4 separate regions of the Mus musculus genome follow, and all the other regions are linked to region 2. The links are chromatin loops, found by intact Hi-C in ENCODE. Cell type or tissue: heart. All regions are shown on one strand. Links, peaks and the distances in the headings refer to the core of each region. The heading gives the core; the rest is flanking DNA. Region 1 holds the start of Ppp4r3b (protein phosphatase 4 regulatory subunit 3B). Region 2 holds the start of Ccdc88a (coiled coil domain containing 88A). Region 3 overlaps Clhc1 (clathrin heavy chain linker domain containing 1). Region 4 holds the start of Mtif2 (mitochondrial translational initiation factor 2).

What was found. Peaks named below come from ENCODE experiments on the same cell type or tissue, not always from the same donor. Only the 100,000 strongest peaks of a DNase experiment are listed, where the experiment ranks them.
Region 1: a loop joins it to region 2, with 10 times the contacts of the local background. A loop is called at or near these places in 2 of 42 quality-filtered maps.
Region 3: a loop joins it to region 2, with 13 times the contacts of the local background. A loop is called at or near these places in 4 of 42 quality-filtered maps.
Region 4: a loop joins it to region 2, with 3 times the contacts of the local background. A loop is called at or near these places in 11 of 42 quality-filtered maps.

Annotation. Positions count from the first base shown.
Region 1 is chr11:29,171,261-29,175,059 of GRCm38, forward strand. It overlaps Ppp4r3b (protein phosphatase 4 regulatory subunit 3B), which reads left to right and starts at 1,716. Exons shown (of 16, transcript NM_134034.3): 1 at 1,716-2,187; 2 at 3,413-3,468. The coding sequence starts at 2,046. In heart, for the core only: a CTCF peak has its summit at 2,276; DNase peaks (open chromatin) are centred at 901, 1,621 and 2,121; H3K4me3 peaks cover 2,500 bases; H3K27ac peaks cover 2,233 bases.
Region 2 is chr11:29,371,854-29,375,652 of GRCm38, forward strand. It overlaps Ccdc88a (coiled coil domain containing 88A), which reads left to right and starts at 1,805. Exons shown (of 31, transcript NM_001363368.1): 1 at 1,805-2,557; 2 at 2,654-2,754. The coding sequence starts at 2,495. In heart, for the core only: CTCF peaks have their summits at 1,814 (motif pointing right) and 2,684; a DNase peak (open chromatin) is centred at 1,718; H3K4me3 peaks cover 1,759 bases; H3K27ac peaks cover 1,407 bases.
Region 3 is chr11:29,547,963-29,551,761 of GRCm38, forward strand. It overlaps Clhc1 (clathrin heavy chain linker domain containing 1), which reads left to right. Exons shown (of 12, transcript NM_028504.1): 1 at 1-178. Rps27a (ribosomal protein S27A) reads right to left here and starts at 78. Exons shown (of 6, transcript NM_024277.2): 1 at 1-78. In heart, for the core only: a CTCF peak has its summit at 1,740; no DNase peak of the experiment used is centred there; H3K4me3 peaks cover 853 bases; H3K27ac peaks cover 684 bases.
Region 4 is chr11:29,524,237-29,527,888 of GRCm38, forward strand. It overlaps Mtif2 (mitochondrial translational initiation factor 2), which reads left to right and starts at 2,161. Exons shown (of 14, transcript NM_133767.3): 1 at 2,161-2,607. In heart, for the core only: a CTCF peak has its summit at 2,271; a DNase peak (open chromatin) is centred at 2,145; H3K4me3 peaks cover 2,227 bases; H3K27ac peaks cover 1,520 bases.

The DNA of each region.
Region 1 (3,799 bases), core at 803-3,302, 200 kb before region 2:
GAATAGCGGGAAGCGGGAGCTGAAGAGACTTACCTTGCATTGCAGAAGTTCTTTGCCATTTTAATTTTTTCACATATAAAGGTATTACTTGTAAAGATCAAGGACATCAGGGGCTCATTTGGGCTACAACCTTTTGGAGTTGTAGTTTCCTTGTAAAAGACTCTGGGGGAAGGTATGGCTATGGCACAGTGATGCTTCCAGACTACAGCATAAGCTGGATGGACCCTGACCAAAACATTCTACAGAGAATGCTCTGGGCACCTGAAATTTCTGTCCTAAAGGCTGAGTGGGCTTCCAGGATCTATCCAGTGCTCTTGCCAACGTTCTTTTCTCCTTTAGAGTGGGCAATGAAAAGGATGCTTAGACAAATCCTTGGGTGTCCTCTAACATTGGGCTAAAACACTGACTCTGGAAAGCTTTCTATGGCCTTCCCCAAACAAGTCATATTTTCCCTGGTTCAAAGTACATTTTGTCCATATCAGTCACAGATTATCAGGGACTTATGTATAGTGATTCACGTCCTTTTATCATAGGCAGAATCCTGTTACATACCATAGGCTGCAATTTCCATATGCAGTCGTTACAGGCAAATGACAGCAGACCAGGCTAATTTTCTTGGTCCCTCATACATTTAAAGAATCGCAATGATAGTTCAAATTTTGAAATCCTTTTCAATCAAGCGACTATGTACATAAGACACCCTTTTAAACATGAGTTGCCGCCTAACCTCGTCAAATCATAAGCACACTTTGACAAGCATGGTGATGACTACAACTCCCGAAATACACCGCGGGATCAACATGTGCACCTGCCCCGTGTTCACCTTTCAGGTTAGAGCCAAGAGTTGAGGGACCATATAAGAGAACGGAGAGGCGGCAGAACTACGCTGGGAGCGGATGCCTTCGGGCGAGCGTCACGCTCTGAGCGACGTTAACTTCACGCTGGAAACCGTTCTTGCGGCACATGAAGCTGAGAGCTCCCCGAGGATTGTGAGGCTGTACGCCTGTGCTTGCCTCGTCGCTGCCGCCGGTCTCTCTGAACCTTTTAATGGTCCGTGGTACCCGGCTAACGGAAGAACGCTTCGGCGGGAAATAGGAACTGTCAACGCGTTTGTGGAACATTAGATCGCCCACTGCTCATCGTGGCCATGGAACACCTTCCCGGCAGAAGCCTCGCAGATTCTATAACGGATTTTAGTGGGTGAAGGCTCGACCTCCCATCGTCTTCACGAATGACTCGAACACCCTCACCCCGTCTCAGTCCTTTTCGGGCTGTCAGCCTGAGTCCCTACACTTGGCTTCACTCTAGTCCTGTGCACGCATTCGGACTTCTCAGCCTGGCTCTGTTCTGCTGAGAGCAAGTCCAGAGTTGACAACCCGCCACATGACCAACATCAGCCCTACAAATCCCGAAGAACAACTCGGCAACTCCATCGCCAAGGCAACCTTCTACACACGCTTCCTCCCGGCGCAGGTAGAAAAGCTCGCGGGACTTCCCCGCCCAACTGAGATTCCCGAATCAGGAAGCGGGGCCGAAAGAGGAGGAAGTCCCTCCTTGGCCGGCTCACCTCGGCGGCGCACTCCTCGCGAGATCGCCGAGGTCTGACTCTCCGGAAGTGTGTTCGGAGGTAAAGGTACTGTGCGTTGGGCTCGTCGGCCGCCGTAGCCCCTGCTAGGGCAGCCCGTACGAACCTGCTGGAAGAGGAAGAGAAAGGCAGAGAGTCGGGTTACAAGATGGCGGATCTGTAGTAGTAACCGCGGCGGGCGGCGGCAGCGGGAGAGCGAGCGAGCTCCGGGACGCAAAAGGAAGGGAGAGTGGTTGTGCGCCGCGGTGAAGGGAGGGGTAGCGGAGACCACGAGCGGAGGGCTCTCGGTGGCTCTGGTCACCCCTTCTCGCGGCTAAACCTTTAGAGCCATGGTAAACTCGGGCCTCTCCAGAGTCGCTGCCACCACCGCCGCTGCCGCCACTACCGGCTCTCAAGAGTGAGGGATACCGGCGAGGTGAGCGAGGAGGTGGCGGCTGGAACGGTGGGGCCAGAAGCCACCATGTCGGATACACGGAGGCGAGTGAAGGTCTATACCCTTAACGAAGACCGGCAATGGGACGACCGAGGCACCGGGCACGTCTCCTCCACTTACGTAGAGGAGCTCAAGGGGATGTCGCTGCTGGTTCGTGCCGAGTCCGACGGTAAGGGTATTGGAACGGTGGGGTAGGGGATAGTGCATCGGTTGCGGCACAACCTGAGGGTTAAGCGCTGCGCTCCGGTACTGTATTCTGACTAGCACCACTAGGGACAGCGCATTGGTCTTGAGCCTGCCCTTCTTTACGATAAAAACAAACTGCTGGGCCTGGATTTACTCTCTGTCAGACGTGAACTCGCAGTTCTCCGCCTCCATCCCTATTGAGGATTTGACTCCTTCTCCCCCCCCCCCCACCCCCCCATCCCAACCCGGTAGTTGAGGTTTAGAATGTATGAGTGGGAAGTCAGTAGAAGACCAGGTAGGAATATCGCCCATGAGATGACCCCCGACTCCCGAGCCGCTTTAGGTACAGTCCTGTCGGTTGTACCTATGTAGCATAAAAGGTTTAGAGAAACTCTGCCTTAAAAACAAGTTTCAGTTGTTCCAATCGCCAGGTGCTGGGGAAAACTAAAACGGACTTTCTCTTGGAGTTACTACAGACTGTTGCCACGAAACACACAAGCACGTACATATTTATTGATTGATCCCTCCAAGGCTGCCGTTGTAGGGAGTGAAAAAGTGGGTTCCACAATCTCGGCAAGTTAGAAAACTAAAGCGGACTGTGAAGTTGTATTTGTTGATTGCAGAATTCATAGAAACCATTTTAATATTAAAAACTGACAGCCATAATAAAAAAGCTACTACTTATATATACTCAAGAGCTGCCCAACTGGAACAGCTAATGCATTCAAGAAATAAAAGAATAGCAATCTTAGATCATTTTGGGCAAATGTTGTACTAGTGCAGAGTCCCTCATTAGGAGTTAAGAGGCATTTATTTCTACATTATGAAGAGGAGGGTTTGTCAAAGGAAAAGGATAAATATCATTTGTATGGTAAGTCTCTCTGGGGTCCTTGTAATTTGTTTTGTTAGACAGGAAATTCAGTGAAACAGCTTTTGTTAAAGTTTAGTCTTCAAATGGTCAATTAGACCTTAAAGGTTTTAGTTACCTCATAGTCTGAATATTGATTTCACATTTCCTTCCTTCTGAGGACATATGGAGGTAGGATGAAACAGTCTAAGTTAACCATGTAGTCTTTATTTAGAAAATATGAATTAAAATACATTTGTAGCTTCAGATGTTCATCTGGTGAGAAGACATGAAATGCTTACTAGATGTGTGCTACTGAAGGTTTTATAATTTCAGACTTTTTTTTTTTTTACTCTTTCAGGATCGCTACTCTTAGAGTCAAAGATAAATCCAAACACTGCATATCAGAAACAGCAGGCAAGTAGTTGTTTATCTTTAATTTGAAAACTTCATCTGTGATCCAGGATGTATTATTTATGTGACAAAGATGGGAATATTTTCCAGACAAGAAAAAAAGTTTGGTAACTAAAATTAGGAACCATATATATTTTCCTTCAGTTTGAGAGTTTCAGACTGAAAAGCAGTTTTTATATTGGTGATTTAATGTTGGTTTTTAATTGAGCCACTGTTTGTATTGCAATACAATGTATTCTTTGATCTTTAAAGTAAGCCAGGTCTGTTCTATATGCACTAAACCTTTTGTTCTAAGTCACATTTGAAAGAAATGGCTTAAAAGAAAATTCAGAGT
Region 2 (3,799 bases), core at 469-2,968:
TTTGCAGATACTCCAGAAGCAAGGCATTTTTTTTTTCTCCTGCAACTGAACTCAAGTAGAGGCTGTAGTGTTCCAAGTTGTTTATAAAGATTAGAATTCCGGGGAATAATGACCACAATGCTACTGCTTGCAGTAGCAGATCATTTGCAATGAACTGCCATCTCATGGGTCTTTATTGTTTTTTCTTGCTTTACATGGGAAGAGAGGGGCTCAGTAATGTGTCTAGGTTCACACAGCTAGTGAGTCTTGCTATCAGAAATCCTGAAGGTTCGTGCCCCACGTTGGACGCAAACAAACTTTTGCTGGGCGTGGTGGTGCACATCTTAAATCCCAGCACTTGGAAGGCAGAGGAAGAGGCAGGCAGATTTCTGAGTTCGAGGCCAGCCTGGTCTACAAGTAAGTTCCAGGACAGCTACACAGAGAAACCTTGTCTTGAAAACAAGCAAACAGACAAACAAACAAACAAAAGAAATCCTGAAGAAATTGTGGTGTTTAATTTAGTATATGATAAAACATGTTTACTGTTACCTTAAATTATGAGAGATGGAGAGATGACTCAGTGGTTATGAGCTCTGGTTGCTGGTGCAGAGGACCAGGGTTTGATTCCTGGCATCCAGTGGCTCATGGCTGCCTCTAACCTCTGTTCCAGGGAACCTAGTGCCCTCTTCTGACCTCCACAGGAACCAGGCACATAAGTGGGGAAGAAACATACATCCAAGGCAAAAATTCATACAATCAATGAAAAATAAAACATACAAAAATAGATATCATTAAACATATGAGTAGTCAAAGAGGATAGGTACTTGTAAGCACTGTGCAAACATAAAATGCATTGTAATATCACAATACCATATTGTGTTTGGAAAAAGATGTTTTCTATTCCATCTTATCCTGGACATGCTATGGGTATGAGGAAGAATAACATTTAATTTGCTGTGGAACTGTCATATTTTGATGGGCCCTCTAGTACATAAGATAAATGATTTTTAACAAATGTTTGTCACACAACTTGGATGATTTCTAAATATTTTCTCTTGTGGCTCTCAATTTGGATTTTTTTTCCCAGTGACCAAGAAGTCAAAAAATAATGCCTGCATCATGGAAACTCCAGTCAGGAAATCCCATGTTGAAAGGCAGCTTTGGTTATTCTCGACTCTTATAAATATTTCATATATATATAATATATAAATTATATAAATATATATTATATCTATAAATATTTCATATATATATGAAAAGACGGGAAAACAAAAACAACCTCCATCCCCCCAAGATGTGCTTTTGCTTCTTGCTGCAGCTTTCCTAGGCCTTTTAGGGGGCGAGAAAGCATGTTTAACAGAGCAAATCAAAGTGTCCGAAAGAGGATGTCTGCACCCCTCGTGTTTAAAAAAAAGATGGGTTTCGTTCCTTTTCCTTCACACATGAAAGAAGGCGCTCCAGGAGGAAAGAAACCATAATTAGACATGAGCGAGCAAGCAGACAGACCCGGTTCCTCAGTCTTGCCCGGTTCCTCAGTCTCGCCCCCTACACCCTGGCATCCGTCCGGGGCGCGGACTCGACGCGGGCCCCCGCCGCAGCTGCATCGTCCGCGCGTCCACGCTCCGCCAGAATCTGGGCGGCGGCGGGCCGGCCGGGGGCGCGCTCACGCGGGAGCGCGCTCTTGCAGCGGTTTTCTTCTCCCACAATCCAGAGGTAGAGGCGCGGGAGGGCGGGGAGTCGGCGGAAGGATACTGGCGCGGAGGGAGTGGCGCGCTCGCCCGCCAGGCCGGCGGCGGGTGTGCTGCGGCACTGCGGTTCCGAGGCCGTTACCCTAGCTCCTCCAGAGGGCGGCGGAGGAGGCTGGAGCGCGGCAGCGGAGCGTCCGGGCGTCGCTGAGGCACACGGAGGCTGGCGGGGCTCCTGCAGCCGGACGGTCAGGGACACGCCTCGGTGCTCCGGACCCCGGCCAAGGCCAGGGCGCTGAAGCGAGCGCGAGGCCGCGGAGGGATGCTGAGCGCCTGGAGAGGGGCGAGCCGCGCCTGAGGCTGTGAGGTTGCGGGCAGACGCTCCCAGCTCTCGGCGCCCGTGCCCACTGGCGGCCGGAACGCCCAGAACCGCTCGCCCAGGTCCAGCCCGGCCCCCTCGGCCCCCACGTTGGGCTTGAGTTCTTGGCGGCCGCTGCGCTGGCCGGCTCCCCCCGGGAGCGGGGCAACCTTGACGGGCTTTTTGTCTCGTGCCCCGGCCGCTCTCCGCGTCCTCCTCCTCCAGATGCCTTTTTTCTGCCCCTCCTCACCGGGTGCAGACTGCCAGCATCGGCTGCGGCTCAGCGCGGGATTCGGGCTCGTTTCCCCGGGGGGGCTAAGGAGGGACAGCTCTTCCCCTTCTTCGATGGGATTTTCCTCTCCTGCCGGAATGAACTTTCATTGATTCCGTCTTCTACATTTACTGACCAATTCCCTGGGCGTATTTGTGGTACTTCCTCCCCCCGCCCCCTCCTGAATATATAATCTGTAAAATGGAGAACGAAATCTTCACTCCCCTTCTGGAGCAGTTCATGACCAGCCCCTTGGTCACTTGGGTAAGGAAGATGTCCTTTATGGTATATTTGGCCGTGTTATTTGTGGCTGCAGAGATGGAGGTGGGCGTTCACGTCGTGATAATCCTTCTGTTCTAGGTTAAAACGTTTGGACCTCTGGCTGCAGGAAATGGGACTAACCTGGATGAGTATGTGGCTTTAGTGGATGGGGTATTCTTGAACCAGGTCATGCTCCAAATGTAAGTGTCTTCTTCTTTCTTGGTAACTTATATTCTTTGAAACATTACATACTTTGAACTTAGATTTCACGACTTAATTTGGTTCTTTGGCCAGAAAAAAAAAAATCAGGTAGTTTAATTGGATCTTGGAAGGAGCGGTATTCTTATGTGCCTGCCCCATTTATCACAACCAAATAGTTATACCTGTTAAAATTGGTAAACTTTATCCGTGACTTTGCCAATTCTGTTTTGTCATTTATTGTCTTGACTGCTGAAATTCAAACTACATTGTGTCATCTTTGGTCATTTGGTAAAATGACGGAGATAGAGAAATCTTGTCTACCACAGGGAAAAGACTTAACTGAAGTTATATATGTGGAAAGATATTTATTAACCTTTTTAGTATAAGAATAAGTGGTTCAAAAATGGAAAGTGGTGAACTAATATGTTTCAGAAGTGAAAAATTCAGTTAACATTACAATTGGTCAGGAAGACTTTGTAGCAAACAATTTAAATATCCAAGTTTGATTAGATGGCTTATTGTGTTATTGATGAATTATTAAATTGTTTAATATTTGAGGAATTGTTTAAAGGTATTTTGAGGTTTATAAATAACTGAAGTCTTGAGAGCTGGGTTAATTAGTTAAATCTTTTGTTTGTAATACTGAGCATCTGTTAAGTAGGAATGGGGTTTTTGAGCTAGAAATTGAATATTGAAAGCATATCAGTACTTAGATCAGAGTAATACAAATGACTCCATTTTATTGTTACGGTATTGTAGTGCAGATTCATTGTGAGTACTAAAGTGGTTATCAGTTGCTGAAGATTTAGACTTCTTTCTCAGTCCAGTATCATTACAAGAATCTTGTACTTTTTGACTTGAAGATACTTCTTTTATATATGTGAGAAATTAATTCAGTATAAATGCTTGTTAGAGTCTGTATACTATTCTGTTAATTTTACATATATCAATTCCGTTTTTTTTTTTTAATGGAAATTATTTTTCTTTTTATACTTTCTATTTTAAGAGGTTTTTGCGGGTTAGGTTTTTGTCACCTTGACACAG
Region 3 (3,799 bases), core at 498-2,997, 180 kb after region 2:
CGCAGTGCCAGATTTGCTCGTTCGCTCGGTTTCTTTACGCTCTTTTCTCGGTTTACCTCAGAATGGCCTCGAAATGATGTGCTCAACTAAAAAAAATGCCTCAAAAGGCTTTCTTATACAGCCGATGCGATTAAGAGAGGCTTTCCTTTAAAGGGGGCTTGTGAAACATAAGAGAGAGGTAAAACAAGTCTATCTGGGAATTGTAGTTTTACACTGCTTTCTTCTTGTTAGAACTACTTGTCCCAGGATGCATTTCCACACTTCCCGGATACCTGATTACACTGTCTAAGCTGTGGAGTGAGGGTTAGGAGAGAGTCAGGTGAGGACTCAGGGGATGAGGCACTATGATTTGCGCGTGGGTGGGGACTCTCTGGAAATGCCCCGGAGGGAAGGCTTAAGGGCTAGAAAGGCATTTGGGGGCTGAAGGTGTCTGTCACACCGTAGTGAGCTAGCCACATCTAAGGTATAGTCGAAGTCTTTCTAAGTGCAGGTTTCTGCCCCTCCCGGTAGTCCCTTCCGCTACCCTTCATCCGATCGGAAGAAGCTTTTGAGCGTCACGCGCCTCCCTAGTATGAAACGGTTAAATGTATTGGAATTTTCATCTTTTCACGTTTTAAAAAACATACGATAAGAAAATCTGCAGAATGTTTAGTTTTCGACTATAAGTTTAAATGTGGAGCGTGTCCATCCTGGAGAAAATAGGAGCATGTGCCCTCGGGGAAACTTGAAGCTGTTAAAAGCTGGTGCCTTCTCTCAGTCCCTTCTCCACCTCACAAACCCAGTGCCCTTTCTAATGCACCCTCTCAATGTCTTTTCACCCTATCCGTAAGCGTAGGCGTGCTCCGTTTTCTTACAACGAGGATCCGTAACTCCCTAATAATCTCTGTTTGCTCTTTCCTCATTTTAATATACTAGCTCTGCTGCCTCCAAATTACACATTTTGAAAAGTAAAAATGTAGGGCTAGGAGATGACACAGTAGCTAATATTCGATATGCAGAACCCTGGGTTGGAACTCAAGCACCCACTTTTTAAAAAGGTTGGTGTGCTTGGTGGAGTCTGTGACATGGTAGGCCAGCAGAGACAGGAGACTCCCTGGACCTCATTGGCCAGCAGGTTCAATGAGAGATGGGGGCCGACGACCCTACACCCACACATGACATACATATTTCTTAAAATAAGATGGGGCTTCCAGATGGCTCCATCAGTAAAGAAAATTTACATCTGCTCTAGATCTGATCAACCTTGAGATTCAATTGGTGGAGAAAACCAACTCTAGCAAGTTGCCCTCAGACTTTCACAGCGCTCCCTACCCCCGAACTAACGAAGTGCAATAAAAATTTAAAAATAAAAGGTAGACTGATTAAGAAGACCCACACACACACTCAATATAACGTGATCCTCCTGTCTCCACACATGTACCCACACGAATGTGAACATAAACAGAAAAGCAAAAAGTGATGGTGTTATTCCACATCATTCAAATATTTTACTTTGGGGTTAAAGGTTATCTGAGCATGTGTGAGGCCCTAGAATTGATATCCAACACTACAGAGAATAAAATGTGTTGCTTCAAGTAGGAACAAGGGCATAACATAAAAAGATAGCTTTGTCAGAATAAAAGCCCCTAAAAGGATATTAATAGGACACCAAAGGAGGAACTTGGGTTTCTGCCACTACTACTCCGATGTGTGCCCCAGTGACTGTGCCCTTCCCCTGTCTTTGACTATTTGCAATTACATCATCTGTGTCTTACCAAATTTTAAGCTCCAAGGAGCCAGGACCTTATTTTACTTATTGCTGAATCTCTAGCAGTAAAATATTAAATAGACATCCAATAGTGATTGAACTAATGAGTAAAACAAATTGATTTTATATTTGAGAACACTTTAGGGCAGTGATATGGCTCCAAGAGCTAATGCACTTGCTGCCAAGACTGCTGATCCAGTTGCTGGAACCTCCATGGAGGAGGAAGAGGAACGGGCTTCCATAAATTGTCCTCTGACCTCTATGTGTGTACCGTGACAAGCATGTGCCCACACACAGACACTAAGTGATTGTTTTTGTAAAATTGGCACTTTAAGCATACATTGCTTATGGCTTTGCTCAGACTACTTTATGTCCTCTTGTAAATTATGTCCTCTTGACTTTTTGTTATCCAACTCATCAAAATTATTGTGGTGTCTCCCTTATTTTTTTTTTATTTTTAGTTTATTTATTTATTTGAGACAGGACCGTACTATGTAGTCTTGGCTAGCCAGGATCTCACTATGTAGACCAACTTGGCCTTGAACCCACAGACGATCAGCTGTTTCCCTCTCAAGTGATGGGATTAAAGACATGCACCACTATGGAGACTGGTGTCCTGATTCATGTCTGTGGTATTTGAAGCTCAATACATTAGTTTAGATAACTGGTTATATAGCTATATTGCCAATATATCATAAAGTTAACTGAAACACTTATTCAACACATCATTATTTATAGTAGTAAAAGTTCAATAACTAATTGGGATGATTAAATAATTAATGGAATCTCATGCCATGAAAAACTATGCAATACTATCATTAGAGCTCTTTAGAATAAATAAATAAACATTGTTTTTTGACACAGAATCTAACTGTGTAGCCCTAGCTGGTCTGGATTTTACTATGTAGACCAAATTGGCCTTGAACTCATAAAGATCCAACTGTTTCTGCCTCCCAAGTGCTAAGATTAAAGATGTGTCCCAAAAAAAATTTAAAAAAAAGGTGTGTCCCACCACAGCAGTAGCTTAAAATTTTTCTTTTTTGATAGCTTCATATATTTAGTGAGTTTTAGTCTTTTTCACTATCACCCTGTCTCATCCTAACTCCTCCTACTGAAACCCTTCTTCCCAACAAGGCCCTTTCTGCCTGTGTATGTGTGTGTGTGAGTGTGTATGTCTCTGTGTGTGTGCATGGGCTTTGCCTGTGCTTATGTCTGGTGTATCACTTGCATGCCTGGTGCCAGTGGAAGCCAGAAGAAACCATCAGTTTGCTGGAACTGAAGTTACAGATGGTTGTAAGTCACTATGTAGGTGCTGGAATCAAATCCAGATTCAATAAAAAATTAACCAGTGCTTTTAACTGGGACCATCTCTCCAGCCCTAGAAGTCAAGTTTTGTTGTTATTGGAATTGATCTGTTTATTTAAGCATGTGGTGTGTTTTTGTCATATGGGAAGTGAAGGCAGGAAGGTGAGTTATTCAAGGTCATTCTCAGCTACTTAGGAAGTTAGGGTTGCCACAAAGCCTGTCTTTAAACAACAATTTAAAACAATTCAAAACTCAACTAACTATGGTCATTGTTTGATAGATCAATGTCACAGGCACTGAGGTAGAGAAGTATTTGACCTTGTTTGTATCAGCAAGAAGCATACACAGTCATTCCTCACATGAAAAAAGAAACCTTTTGGGAGAGCAAAGTCTCAGCTACTTTCCATTTCACACACCTTAAAATAATTAAAATGTGATATAAAATTTTAAACAGAGGGCTGGAGTATTTCTCAGTGGTACATAGCTTACTTACCATGTTCTAGAGACTGATTTTATCCCCAGTGTTCTGAAATACATGGTGGGTTTGTTTTTAAGTGTTGAATTGAAACCTAAGAAGCTATCATTTAAGTGATACACATGAGAGGAGTCAGCTTGGTTTCCAAAGGAAAGGGGGTTTTCTATGCTTGATCAGCATTCTGGCAGGGTTTCTTGTGTGGAGGTCAGAGGACAGCTTTGTGGAGTTCGGTTTTTCTTTTCCCACCTTTGTTTTGGTCTCTAACTCAGGTC
Region 4 (3,652 bases), core at 1,153-3,652, 150 kb after region 2:
AAATTAATTAAAAAAGAAGAAGTAGAAAGAGGGGACATTCAGTTAGAAGGGTGTTTAAGACAGTGTGGAGAAGAACTGGCTTTTTCCTTCTGAGATGTCAGTTGAGGAAGAAGGCCTTCTGAGTTCTTTCTCTGCCTTTCTGAGCTAATATAGGCTTTTACCCCAGCATCTGGATTCTGAGTCTTCATTTGGTAAAAGTGAACGATTAGGATTTTGTTTTAACACCCCTTATCTAATCTATATGTTTTCTGAAGGAAAACATCATCCCTCCTGCAAATGTAGTCCTTATTATACACTGTTACCAGTACCCAATAAATTGGCTCCAGGTTTGCCAGGACTAGCTTGTAACCAAAGTCATTCAAAGGCAGAAAAACAACTCCACAGATAAAACAATCATTGTTTTTGTTATGGTCTGACTTCCCCCAACCACTCCCAGCATAGCTGTAGTCATTTTGTTCCATGCTCACAAACTATTTTATATTGAGGCTGTAATATGCCTGCCAGTTATTGACATAGAAAAATAATTTGACTCAGAACAGGATCATGCTGACTGCATCTGTTAGGTTATGTTCTGAGGTTTATTAATCTTAAGAAATTCCACAAAATTTCATGTAGGATCCATGAGGTTAAAGGTCAATATGAACTGTTATGTCTAAAATATCTTGAGTCTGAGTTGCCCAGTAGTCAGCATTTCCTGCACCTGTGTATGAACTCGTTGTGGTTTTTTTCCTTTATAAGTTAATAGGAAAGGATATCCATTGTCATAGTTGAGATAATTCTGAGCTGTCTCTGGTCTGACCAGTATTAGGATGTGCATTCAATAAACTATTCCTGCTTATTATTCCTATGGTTTGTGTGGCGATTCCTGAACCCAAACAGTTTTCTACAATGATTTCTTCAAGGTCCAAGTACTTCTAGAAAACAACTATTCCTTCTGATGTTTGCCCAGAGATACAGTGATTCTATTAGAACTACACTACAGGCTACAGAATGGCTACAGACGTTGAAAGGGTTAAAGCCGAGTTAAGGACTTTCAAAGAGGCCTGAGAAGCAGAAGCTGAAAACTAACAGAAAAAGTGTCTGAGGAAAAGACAATGCACCCAGGCCGGAGGTCGGATGGAATGATGATGACAGAGTTTGAACTGCAAAAAAGGCCATGTGGTTGAGGTTGTAGAGGTAAAGGGAATGTCCAGGTGCAAGCAAATGAACAGGTGGTTGGATGTAAATTTTAGTAGGCCACACATTATTTTAGCTGGTTTCTCAATGCTTGCCAAAGCAAGTGAGAGCAAAGAACTGCTTACAGAAAGTGAACTTCAATACATGTTTATGAACTTGGGTCATTTTCAAGTGTGGGCTTAATGGAGATTCAGATAAAAAAGGTTTTCAGGAGTCTCTATAGTCATTAATACTGACTGAATCTTTGTGATGGAAAGGGGTAAGGGTAATGAGATGGCTACGTGAATAAAGGAGCTTATTTCAAGCCTGAGTTCCTGAATTCAGTGTGTGTATACAAATAAAAAAGACAAAAATTTTTTAAAGAAAATGAGTGGACTGAGGGACCTGAGTTTAGGGTAGACAATGAGAGATAATGGTAAAGCGTGCTTTGGGATAAGAAACTTTTCTATGCTATTCCCTTAATCTGTGGTAGTGCTAGGTGTAAACGAGTTACCCTCAAGAGATGATGATGGCTGTGGCCAAAGAGGAGACCGGAAAAACTCCAAAGTGAAGAAAAACAACCAAAATCATAACGAAAAACGTTTACTTGACTCGTACTCTCAACAAGTCACTGAAACCTTCCCACGATCTTATGAAGTCCGTACCGTGATTCCATACAACAGATAAAGTCGAGGCACAGAGTTGACAACACACCTCTAAGTTCACACTGTGAACGGGCTGGGCCAGCAGCCGGAGAACCCTAGCTCCACTACCTACCCTGCCCACCCCGTTAGAGCTTTCTAGGGCCACCTTGCGCCGCTTCCTTCCAGCTAGATACACGCAAGTTTGAAGTACGTGTTCTTCCTGGAGAAGGGAGGGAACTGCAGAGCACCCGGTCCCCACTGCAGGCCAGCAGCCGAAGCTGCAGGTTACAGGACCAGCCATAGCCGGCCTCCACCAGCCACAGACAACCCAGAATTCCATGGGGAAGCTGCTTCCGGCGGTACCGGAAGCACGACGGGGACCTCACGGAAGGGACGGACTGAATGACCCACAATTCTCCTGGGTCCGGAGGGCGACCTCGCCTGGGAGTTGAGTGAGTGGGGTCTCTGCGCTAGGGTGGTCGCGAGTGCCAGTGTCACTTGCCGCGGCTTCGGAGTCCACGAGCGCTCAGGTGCGCTCCCCAGAGGCCCGCGTGGCAGCGGCGGTGTTTGATTTTTCACAACGATTTTTTTTTTCCTTTCCAAATCCTCTTACTGGTCTATTCAGACATTTCCGTTAATGCAGCTACGCTTTTGCAGCATTCGCACGCCCTCTCCGCTATGGGAATTGTCAGCCTGAGTTCTCGGTTGCCGCTAACCTTATGGAAGTAGTAATGACCCCTTCTTGAGTCCACTGTCCTCTGTAAAGTGAGAGGCGTTGGGATATTTAACAACCAAGATTTCTTCCCAGGTTTGAGATTTGGGTTATTATTCTGATGTGTCTGATTTCTCGATTATATATCTCTGTGTTGGTTTGTCTCATAGAGTCTCGTTTCATTGTTCTGTGCCCTTGTCAAATCTGCTTCACAGCTCATTTAAAAATGATTTAAGTAAGATGGGCATAGTAGTGCACATCTTTAATCCCAGCGCTTGGGAGGCAGAGGCAGGTGGATCTATAAGTTCGAGTCCCTCTTGGTCTACATAGTGAGTTCCAGGACAGCCAAGGCTACATAGTGAGACCCTGTCTTAAAAAAAAAAAAAAAAAAAAAAAAAAAGGTTTAAGGAATCCTATGCTTTCTGAGCACTTCCTTTTACTCCCTTGCATGATTAAAGCAATGCATTCTCTCTTTCTTCTCTGTCTCCCTGCCCCTTCACTCCATCTCCTTCCTCCTCCTCCTCTTTCTTCTCTTATCTTTTGCATTTTCTTTTGAAAGGTGGTTTCCCTGATATACCTAGCCTGGCCTTGAGCTCCCTATGTAGCTAAGACTGAAGACTGGCTTTGAACTTGGCATCCTCCAGCCTTTGCCTAGAGTTGCCTGTGCCAGCAGGCCTGGCTTGAATTTCTAAATCTTAGTTCATTTACTTGGAATGAAGTCAGAATTTCTTTTGATCCTTTCCTTCTTGAATGAGTCTTTTAAGGTAAAATACTAACTATTAAACACCCACAAAGCCTCAGAATTATCTATAAATGAGGGAGATGGTGGCTTGTGAATGTTTGTAACATTCATGTTGTGAATCTTCAGAGAAAGTAAGTCATCAGTGAGAAACAATACATTTATCATCTCATTTTTTTCTTTGTAACCTTGTTATAGAAAGGCTACAAAGAAACACTTCTTTCTTTTTTCAGAACTCAGGAAAATGAGACTCATAGGACAAGAGTGACTGGTCTGTAAGAGGTGTCAAGTCAAGGCCTTTTGTTACTGCATCAGGTCCTTTCTCTACTACTTTACTGTGTCACTTTCAGCTCTAGATTTTTTTCCTTTTATTGGTATTTTTTTCTGTGTCTGTATGGTGTG